Regions from separate parts of the Homo sapiens genome. Here region 1 is linked to region 2. The links are chromatin loops, found by intact Hi-C in ENCODE. Cell type or tissue: natural killer cell. All regions are shown on one strand. Links, peaks and the distances in the headings refer to the core of each region. The heading gives the core; the rest is flanking DNA.

Evidence for each region. Peaks named below come from ENCODE experiments on the same cell type or tissue, not always from the same donor. Only the 100,000 strongest peaks of a DNase experiment are listed, where the experiment ranks them.
Region 1: it touches region 2 in a loop (3-fold over the local background); 8 of 110 quality-filtered maps call a loop at or near these places.

What each region holds. Positions count from the first base shown.
Region 1 is chr13:110,795,480-110,800,861 of GRCh38, forward strand. No RefSeq gene overlaps it. Among named protein-coding and RNA genes, the nearest start is that of LINC00567, 15 kb to the right of the region's middle. RefSeq lists an enhancer at 2,911-3,412. In natural killer cell, for the core only: no CTCF peak of the experiment used is centred there; no DNase peak of the experiment used is centred there; H3K27me3 peaks cover 1,715 bases.
Region 2 is chr13:110,723,677-110,729,058 of GRCh38, forward strand. No RefSeq gene overlaps it. Among named protein-coding and RNA genes, the nearest start is that of ING1, 13 kb to the left of the region's middle. RefSeq lists an enhancer at 2,952-3,091. In natural killer cell, for the core only: no CTCF peak of the experiment used is centred there; DNase peaks (open chromatin) are centred at 3,235 and 4,485; H3K4me3 peaks cover 541 bases.

The sequences.
Region 1 (5,382 bases), core at 82-5,081, 72 kb after region 2:
AGCAATAAATATTCTTTCCAGCTTTTGACATCCACAAGTAGAAACTGAGATGGCATTCGGATTTTAAAATCTACTCGTGCTTTTGAGTAGAATCCGTAGATCAAGCAAGAAACCTGTTTATATTTTGAATAGATACTTGTAGACCTATTTTTAAAATGGCTGTATGGCATTCTATCTTATAATTATGTGATAGTTTATCCCCTTTTTCTATTGCAACTGTGCTTGCACACATTTCTTGTGTAAACTGTGAGTGTTGGTCAGAGTATATCTTAGTGGACAAACTGCTAGGTTTTATGAAAAATGCATTAAAAATGCATGACATTAAAAAAATCTCATGCAAGACATTATATGTATATGTATAAGTGTATGTGTATGTATATGTATATGTATATGTGTATGTGTATGTATATGTGTATATGTATGTGTATGTGTATGTATATGTGTATGTGTATGTATATGTATATGTATATGTATATGTATATGTATATGTATATGTGTATGTATATATGGAGAGACAAGGTTTTGCTCTGTCACTCAGGAGTGCAGTGATATGATCACACCTCGCTGAAGCCTTAACCTCTTGGGCTCAAGTGATCCTCCCAGAGTCCCATACGCAGCCTCCAAGCTGAGTATGGGAGCATCACTTGAGCCAGGAATGTGCGTACCACCACACTTAACTAATTTTTAAATGTTTTATAGAGACGAAGTCTTGCTATGTTGCCCAGGCTGGTCTTGAACTCCTGGCCTCAAGTGATCCTCCTACCTTGGCCTCCCAAAGTGCTGGGATTATGGGTGTAAGCCATCATGCTCAGCCTGGTTTCTTAAATTTTAAATTTACCATTCCCTGATTACTGGTGAGATTGGGCAAGTCTTTGGATTTTCATTGGCTATTCTGGTTTTTTTTCTTTCCACCAACCTGGATGCTTAAAAAAATTACTCTTTATACACAGAATGCCTGTAGAAAGGTATAACAAACATTAACATAGGGTGACCTTGGAGGAGGGAGGTGTGTCTTGGGGTCAGACAGGAAACTTTTTAATGTGTCACTTTCTGACTTAAAGAAAATCATGTGCATGTATGAACTATTTAGGTGGGTAAATTAATATTTATATATATATAACTGAGACCAGTCAGTCCTAAGCACTGCCATTAGTTGTATGAATGGAGGTTCAGAGCCAGGGCCACCATAGCTGGGAGCCTGTGAGCAGGGAGCAGGAAATATGACCGCGGAGGGACAGAATCTATAGAGAGGCAAAGGGAGCAGTGGCCAGGGAGGAAGAACTAAGGGGCTAGTGTGGTCAGAGTAACCTCCTCGGTCCCTGGGATGGTTTTCCACATCCAGGTTCCCAGTAGGTCCAGCCTGCTTTCTTTTCTTTTCTCTTTTTTTCTTTTCTTTCCTTTTCTTCTTTTCTTTTCTTTCTGTTCTTTTTTTTTTTTTTTTTTTACATTTTCTTCTTTCTTTTCTCTTCTTTTTATATCTTTTTATCTTCTGAATAAATTCTACTCTCATTAGAGCCAGCTTCAGTTTCTGTTGCTCATGGCTGTAAGTACTGTGACTGGCACATTGCACCAGAGGCGGGGGTCATCTCACAGATAAGAGCAAGGTTCTGGCACCGCTGTGCCTGGGTTCAAACCCTGGCCCTGCCACTCGCTAGATGTGTCACTATCATTTTGGTGCTTCGCTGATGAATAGTATTTTGTTATATTTTTCCATTCTCCTGCTGATGGGCTTTTGGCAATTCCCAGCATTTGGCTATCACAAATGAAGCTGCTGTGAACGTTCTAGTCCATGTTCTTTGGTGAACATGTGACATTTTTGTTAGCCAGAAATGTAGGAACTGGTTTGCTTGTCATAGATAGGCATTTGTTCAGCTTTATAGATACTGCCACACAGTTTCTCGAAGTCCTTTTGCCAATCTGCACTCCCCCAGCAGCGTGTGCCAGCTCCAGCTGATTCACTTCCTCACCAGCACTTGGCACTGTCAGTCTTTTTCATGTTAGTTTAGGGTTTATTGCATTGTTAGAGCTGTTGGGGTAGGGAAGCTTACAACAACGAGAATCATTGAAGAAACGTGAGTGATGCTCACCTTGACCTTGCTCAGGGTAATCGGCTTAGGAAATTGGCTTTGAGTATTTCTTGTCCTCCAGGCAGGAGAGAGGCTCTGCCAGCAGGGAGCAAGTTCCCGTGAAAACTGCATTTGTAATGCAAATGAATAAACTGGCATCACAGTTTCATACACCTGCCTCATGAACTTAGTTAACATGTGCTCGTCCTGAGAGATTAGCTGGCTCCTAGTGGGTTGCTGTGATCAAGTGTTTAAACTCATGCTGGTGAAAGCCACACATGGTGAGGAAGAACGCCTTTTTACACCACAGAACCCAGTCTACCCACTGCAGACTTACTTTACTCCTTATCTGGGATTTCTTTGTAGGGTATTATTCCTGCCTTATAGAAAAGGAAATACATATATTTAGGGAAGTCAACGGTAGAAAAAAAAATTGCTATCTTTTAATAAAAATACTGAATATATTAAACATATCCTATTGATGATCTTAATAATCTCAACAATCCAATGAAACAGTTATTCTAATTTTTTTTTAACAAATTAAAAAAAAAATCCCTGGAGCTCAGAGAGGTTACATAAGTTGCCAATGGTCTCACAGCTGGAAAGTGGCAGAGGCTGGATCCCAGCCCACCTGCACTTGCCTCCCAAGCCTGTTCTCTTCACTTGCCAGCCTCCCAAACTCACTTTCCTTTCTGCTCTTCCAAGCCCTATGGCCTCTTGCCATGGCGGGGATTCAGAGACTGGCTTGGGGGTCACACTAGAGCTTCTGCCAAGTCCTCTTCTAAGGACTAGGGAACCTCTCGGATAAGAGTGAGGTGGGTGCTGAGATGGAAAAACATTTGAAAGTGAGTCCAGAGTGGTTGCAAAACTGAAGGGGCCCAAAGTGGATTCGATGGACCCAGAGCCACACTAGGAGCGTTGAGGCTGGGACTTGGGTGGGGACGTCAGAGCCAGCCTAGGAGATTGGAGAAAGATGCAGCGCTGGGCCGTGTCTTGAGATCAGATTGCACTGGAACAAATACTAGTACGTTTCACGGTGGAGGGAAGAAAAGCATTTGTATGGATGTGGCCCAGCATAGAACAGAGGCTTAAAATGGAAGAGAGAAGAATCTGCGATCGGGCAGTCCTGCTGCAAATCCTCAGATAATGCTTGGGCATTCCCTTGTGGCCATCGGGATCCCATAGCCTCAGGTTCACCTTTGTCCTGAGATAAACAAAACCCTTGTTGGATAGTGTTTGTCGATTTCAAGCTGCCAAACGGCTGGCACTGAACTTGGAGTAGGGAGGCGGGGCTAACAGCTCTGGCCATCCTGGGAACTGTGGTTGGCGTGCCCTGGCGGAGTCTGGGTTCTCAGGCCTGTGGGTATCACCAAGTCCACCTCTCACTTCCCTGGGAACACTCTGCACCCACCAAAGTGCAGTGGACAAGTCAGCCCTGGCACGGGGAGAAGGCGGGAAGGAGGAAGCAAGTGCAGGAGCTGGTGGGGCAGAGTAAAGAGCCACAGACCTGGGTAAAGTCAGAATCCATCACGCACTAGCTGCACGGCCTGGCAACGAGAAATAACCAGTGTCCACCTGGGGGGCTGCTATAAAGATTAGAGCCCTCGGTGCGGTTTCCGGTGCATAGAGACACTCAGTAAGTGACAGCTGGTGGCATTTTTCTAGGCAGCTCTGGCAGGGGTCACCTGGAGGTCTATTGGGCAGTTTCCCTAGCCTCACAAGTCCCCTACACCACAGGCTGCCTGGAAGGTCCATAGAGAGGCCAGATGCAAAACGTTGCGTAGGAAGAATGGATTCTTCTGGGAATCGCAATTGCGTTGCCTCAATCCCTGGGTGGATGGGTCATGGGCTGGGGAGATGCATGAGAGGAAACTCTTGGCCCTGGGCATGTCCTGGGTCTGGACCTGAGGCACACATGGGAAGGTCACAGAGCTGTGCGCTTAAGATTCGCGCACTTCCTCTACTGTGTGGTATGTGTGCTGGCCCTCCGTTTAGAAAAACTAACTTAGCGCACTTTTCTCTCCCTGTTGGATGGACAAAGACCTCTTTCAGCTTGGGCACCGAGGAAGGGAAGCGTAGCGTCAGAACAGAGAGTGGATCACACTGTCGGGCTCAGCACGAAAGACTGACAGTCTGGGCACAGCACCCGGTCCTCCCTCCCAGCGCTGACTGCAATCCCGGCCAGGGCTGAGGAAACCGCAGGACCATGCGTGGATGGAAGGGTAGAAGCCTTCCTGTTTCCTGGCAGGTCAGGAGAAAGGGCAAGTTAGGAAAAAGGGCTGAGCTTCCAGTGTATGAGGCGCCACACTGGGTTTTCCAGTAAAAGGAAACCTAGTTGCTCAGCTCAGACTTTGAAAAATATTATTTGGTCCCTGAGTAGAAACAGATGTTGTTTCCTGTTACAGAAATGAGCTGTAGCTCTTCCACACACACACACTGGCAGCCCACGCATTTCGTTCTCCCTCCAGGATCCGATCCATGAGGCAAAAGCAAATGGAAAGAATTCCAACTTCATCTTCTCTGTCATTCGTCTTGTGAGAAGTGGGCAGAAAAGATGTTTTTCCTACTGAACTATATTTCATCATCGTTTCCCTTCCCTTCACCACAGCAGCTGGAAATGTAATGTCAGTGCCCTCCCAGACTCCTCTCCACCGAGCGTTCAGAGAGCGCAGCGGCTGTTCACGGAAGGACTTTCTTTTTCTTTTCTTTTTCTTTTTTGATATGGAGTCTGGCTCTGTCACCCAGGCTGGAGTGCAGTGGCACGATCTCAGCTCACTGCAACCTCTGCCTCCCGGGTTCAAGTGATTCTCCTGCCTCAGCCTCCTGAGTAGCTGGGATCACAGGCGTGCGCCACCACACCCGGCTAATTTTTGTGTTTTGTTTTAGTAGAGACAAGGTTTCACCATATTGATCAGGCTGGTCTCAAACTTCTGACCTCGTGATCCACCCGCCTCAGCCTCCGAAAGTGCTGGGATTATAGGCTTAAGCCACCGCGCCCAACCTCATGGAAGGACTTTCTTTGTCATTAGGTGTGAGGGGGTCAGGGCTGCTGGCTGATTGATTGACTGATTGTATCTCAGCTCCCACCCATCTAATTTGTCCAGTGTTGGAAAGTGGCATTTGCTTCTTTGCCCAGGCTAACAAGAGTTGCTGCTGGAAATACAGATGTGCAGATGCCAAGGCGATGCTTTCAGGCACCCGGGCGGCTCCCTGTGCAGTGGGCAGTGTCTGTCTGCAGTGCTTTGCTCACTCCTCGCCTCTCGGTCCCCTGCAATGGCAGCCCTCCTCCCACCTGCCAGGATGCCCCTCCCCTCTC
Region 2 (5,382 bases), core at 140-5,139:
TTTCATCGCAGAGTCCAGGCAGTTCTCAGCACCTTGGGGGCTAGATTTCCGGGGTTTTTTTAATCTGGAAAAATTGCTAGTCCGTGACTGCATTTCTTGAGGCACTCGTGTTCTCTGCACAGGCTCTCATTGTGAACTCGTGGAGGGCTTAGGAAGACACCGCTAATGGGAAGGAGGTGGGAGAGCAAATGTGTGTTGTGTTACTAAGTCAAAATTGCCTCCTGAGGCTTTTTATGAGGGGCTTTGTTTCAGAGTATTTATTTTAACTATTCCGTCTTTGTTTTTTAAGCAGCTCATCAGTGAGAATCCAACTATTACATTTTTTTCTAACAAACCAAACATTAGTGAGCTGTGCCCCCTGTGCCACCAAAAGAATGAGAGGAATTCTATAACTGGAATGAAGAAAATCATTAGGCCAGTTCTCTTTCCTTACCTCAAATACTCTGTATTACTTGACTGTTCATAAAGATGGGGTTGGTATTTTTCCAATTAAAAACCCCAATCTGAAAAGAAGCTACTACAAACTGAGTAACAGGTTAAATCTTTTTTTTTTTTTTTTTTGTTTCCCCTGAGACGGTGTCTTGCTCTGTCACCCAGGCTGGGGTGTAGTGGCCTGATCTTAACTCACTGCAACCTCTGCCTCCTGGGTTCAGCGATTCTCCTGCCTCAGCCTCCCGAGTTGCTGGGATTAGAGGCATGCACCACTACGCCCAGCTAATTTTTTTGTATTTTTGGTAGAGATAGAGTCGCACCATGTTGGCCAGACGGTCACAAACTCCCGATCTCGTGATCCGCCCGCCTCAGCCTCCTAAAGTGCTGGGATTACAGGTGTGAGCCGCCACGCCCAGCCCAGGTTAAATCTTGACTGGAGCCAGTAAACTCCATTAAAGTAAAATTTTTCTTTTTCTTTTTTCTTTTCTTTTTTTTTTTTTTTTGAGACAGAGTCTTGCTCTTGTTGCCCAGGCTGGAGTGCAATGGCACGATCTCGGCTCACTGCAACCTTCGCCTCCTGGGTTCAAGCTATTCACCTGCTGCAGCCTCCCGAGTAGCTGGGATTACAGGCGTGTGCCACCAAACCCGGCTAATTTTTGTATTTTTAGTAGAGACAGGGTTTTACCATGTTGGCCAGGCTGGTCTTGAACTCCTGACCTCTGGTGATCCACCTGCCTCAGCTTCCCAAAGTGCTGGGACTACAGGTGTGAGCCACCGTGCCTGGCTAAAGTAGAAATTTTCTTTTTTTCTTTTTTTTTTTTTGAAGTGGTTAGAAAAATTTATTTTGTGCTTAGGATTTTTTTCTTTTTCTTTTTTCCTTTTTTTTTTTTGAGACGGATTTTTGCTCTTGTTGCCCAGGCTGGAGTGTAATGGCGCAATCTTGGCTCACTGCAGCCTCCGTCTCCTGGGTTCAAGAGATTTTCCTGCCTCAGCCTCCCAAGTAGCTGGGATTACAGGCAGGCGCCACCACGCCACACCCAGCTAATTTTGTATTTTTAGTAGAGACGGGGTTTCTCCATGTTGGTGAGGCTGGTCTCGAACTCCTGACCTCAGGTGATCCACCCGCCTCAGCCTCCCAAAGTGCTGGGATTACAGGCATGAGCTACAGCACCTAGCCCCTTAGGATATTTTTCTAAGGCATCACAAGTTACACATCCAAACTCTTCAATGGTATAATATTTTATATTAAAGTAGAATTTTCTACGAAACAAGAAAATGCTTGTTTCAGCAGGCAACTTTAAATAAAGGTACTCAGTGTCGTGGTGTATGTATATCAATATAGCCACCATTTATTGCCTCCTATATGCTAGACATTGCTAGCACTGCATACTTCATATTTTATGACAACCCTGCCAAAAAATGGCTGCTTTTCCTGATGAAGGTGCTGAGACTCCAGCCAGGGACCTGACTTGCACAAGGCCAACGCCCTGCATCTGGCTCCAAAACCAGCATCCTTGACCACCGCCTGGCACCCGGAGGCCTCCTCATGGTCAGGACCTGGCGTTGCTGCTGGTCTTCCCTGAACGCCTAACATGCCAGGAGTGTGCTGTCCTCCCAGCTCTGTGGGGGTCTTACAACTGAGAAAGCCATAGAAGGTGAAAGAAACGCTCATGGTCTCACGGGAGGAGAGAGCGAAAAAGTCTTAATTGCTGGGCTTCTTTGCCTGAATGAAGGGATCTGCAGGAGCCACGGGTATTTGCACTACCAAGTTCTCATGCTTCTGATTTTCCTCCAGGTAAACCAGGATGCTTACTTCAAGTTTCTTGTTTTGCCCTACAGTGAATTTTAGGATTGTAATTTACCTGCAAGGTTTTTGTTTGTTTGTTTTGTTTTGTTTTTTCGAGATGGAGTTTCGCCCAAGCTGGAGTGCAATGGCGCAATCTCTGCTCACTGCAACCTTCGCCTCCCGGGTTCAAGCAATTCTCCTGCGTTAGCCACCCGAGTAGCTGGGATTACAGGCACGCGCCACCACACCTGGCTAATTTTGTATTTTTAGTAGAGACGGGGTTTCTCCATGTTGGTGAGGCTGGTCTTGAACTCCTGACCTCAGGTGATCCGCCCGCCTCGGCCTCCCAAAGTACTGGGATTACAGGCATGAGCCACCGTGCCCAGCCTACCTGCAAGGTTTTAAGCAATTCACTAGGAGCCATGCACGGTGCTAGAATCAGCATGAGAGTCAAAGTCAGATTTGAATCAGGACTAGTTTATCACAGGTTAACCTCAAGGAAGTCACTCTTCTGTACCCAATGTTCTCAGAAGCAAAATAAGGACAGTGATAATGCCCATCCCAGGAGTGGAGGCCCAGACTTGTTAATGTCTGAAAATACTTCAGAAATGCTAGAGCACTGTACAGATAACAATTTGAGTAATATTTTTGGTCAAATTATTCTAGTTTAACACATGTATTCTTAAAAAATGGACTTGTGATTCCTTACAGCTAAAGAGAATCAAGTCCACCCTTAGCATGTTAGCGGTCACTGCCAGGTTCCTGCTGCACGAGGAGGAAGTCCTCCATGGCTGCTTTTCTATAAACAATTCCATTTCTCGTTGTAGAACACAGAAGTAAATACATCGAATTTTTATTTTTAGTAGCAATCAGAGCCTACTAAACTTCCTTTTGACTCACCTCTTGATTGAATTCAGAGTAGGCAGAAAATCTCATTCAATCTCTTCACTGTGTGGGTGAGGAAACCGAGGCCCAAGGGTGATGAAGCCACTTCCTCAAAGGCACTCCGTGAGTTGGTGGTGGGGCTGCCGGCAGGATGAAGTGCTGTTACTCCAGGCCAGAGCCACTCCCCCGCTTCATCAGCCATGCTGTTTCATGGGTGCACCTGTTCTCATTTATGTGGACGTTAGGAACCGTGGGTCTCTCGTGTTAAGCCATAGGCCTTTAATAAAGACGTGTAGAGTAAAGCCTGAATCCAAGAATTGACATTTAAACATGAAACATTTTCTTTTCTAACTTGGAAACCAGTTCTAAAAACACACCTAAAAGGGAATTTCAGTTTGATTTGTGTGAAGGGAATATTTTTGGATAAATCTGTATGCCATTGGAAATGCAATATTTCTAAATGATTAATATTTGAGACATTAATGTAATGAGACATGTAATGTCATGTAATGTAACGAGACATGTAATGACATGTAATGTCATTACATATTTGAGACATGTAATATTTGAGACATTAATGTAATATTTTTATTACATTTAATAAATTTTATTTTTATTATAAAATTTTTATTATAAAATTTTATAAAAACAAATGTAATGATCAATCACAGAGTTTAACAATGTATCCATTTACAAAGATGCCTGGAAACAGTTTGCTGTCTCCCAAAGTGTTTATTTAACATAAGAAATTGTTAGATAAATACTTATTTTCTCTATTATTTGAGCATCTTTTGGTTGCAAGTAACAATAATTGACTATGTCTCAAGCAAAGACAGGAAAGATAAGAGAAGTGTCAGAAAATTCAGGAATCGGAAGAGCAATGAGGACACCGCAGCAAGGATTTTTCTCTGCAGCACAGATGTGTTCAGACACAGTGCGGACCAGGTGGAGACCCATCCACGAGGCTCACCGTGGCCAAGGGGTAGATGGTGTGGTGGACACTGAGCTGCTGGAGTCTGTTGTGGACAGTCAGGTGCTATGTTAGAGCAAATCTTTCCATTTTAAAAACACTTCCCCGGCCAGGTGTGGTGGCTCAAGCCTGTAATCCCAGCATTTAGGGAGGCTGAGCCGGGTGGATCACAAGGTCAGAAGGTTGAGACCATCCTGGCCGACATGGTGAAACCCCGTTTCTACTAAAAATACAAAAAATTAGCCAGGCGTGGTGGCACTTGCCTGTAGTCCCAGCTACTCGGGAGGCTGAGGCAGGAGAATCACTTGAACCCGGGAGTCAGAGGTTGCAGTGAGTCGAGATCATGCCACTGCACTCCAACCTGGGCGACAGAGCGAGTCTCCGTCTCAAAAACAAAACCAAAACCAAAAACAAACACTTGCCCTGATAGGTGCTGTGTTTGAATAGACGCTTGTGCCACCCTGACAGCTACTGGCTCTGGCTTAATTCTTTTCCCTTTAATTGGGATGTGTTCAGGGAATGGAAATTAATTTTTGTATTTTAAAGTAAGTAAAAGTTAGATGGAAGAGGGGAAATTATAGTTTTCCATGGCCAATATACACAATTTTCAAAATATTTATGACTCTTTGCACCATCAATCTGTTCCATAAACATGAGAAATTAGAAGTCAACTAACAATGAAATACTTTTATGACACAAAGATCTTCAATAATATGAGGTAGTTGAAAGTCAAGATATACAAGGATGACCTTCCTTGGCATCTTGGAAGGCTGGTAAGAACCATTTCACTTTGCAAATTTTGAAAACTACACTCGACCAAGAAGTTTAATTCTTTTTTTTTTCTTTCTTTTTTTTTTTTTTTGAGATGGAGTCTTGCTCTGTCTCCCAGGCTGGAGTGCAATGGCACGATCTCAGCTCACTGCAACCTCCGCCTCCTGGGTTCAAACGATTCTCATGTCTTAGCCTCCTGAGTAGCTGGGTTACAGGCACCCGCCACGTGTAATTACAGCCACCCGCCTGGCTAATTTTTGTATTTTTAGTAGAGACGGCGTTTTGCCATGTTGGTCAAGTTGGCCTCGAACTCCTGACCTCAGGTGATCCACCCACCTCAGCCTCCCAAAGTGCTGGGATTACAGGTGTGAGCCACTGCGCCCAGTCAAGACGTTAATTCTTTAGAAAGTGCCAAGTCGGATGTGGAGAATAAAAAGATGAGCAGCTAAGAACCCAGTCTACAGAAGTAACAGCTAGATTGCACTGCAGGGGAGGAATGGGAATAGAATGTGTGAGGACAATTAGGAAACAGCTTGTG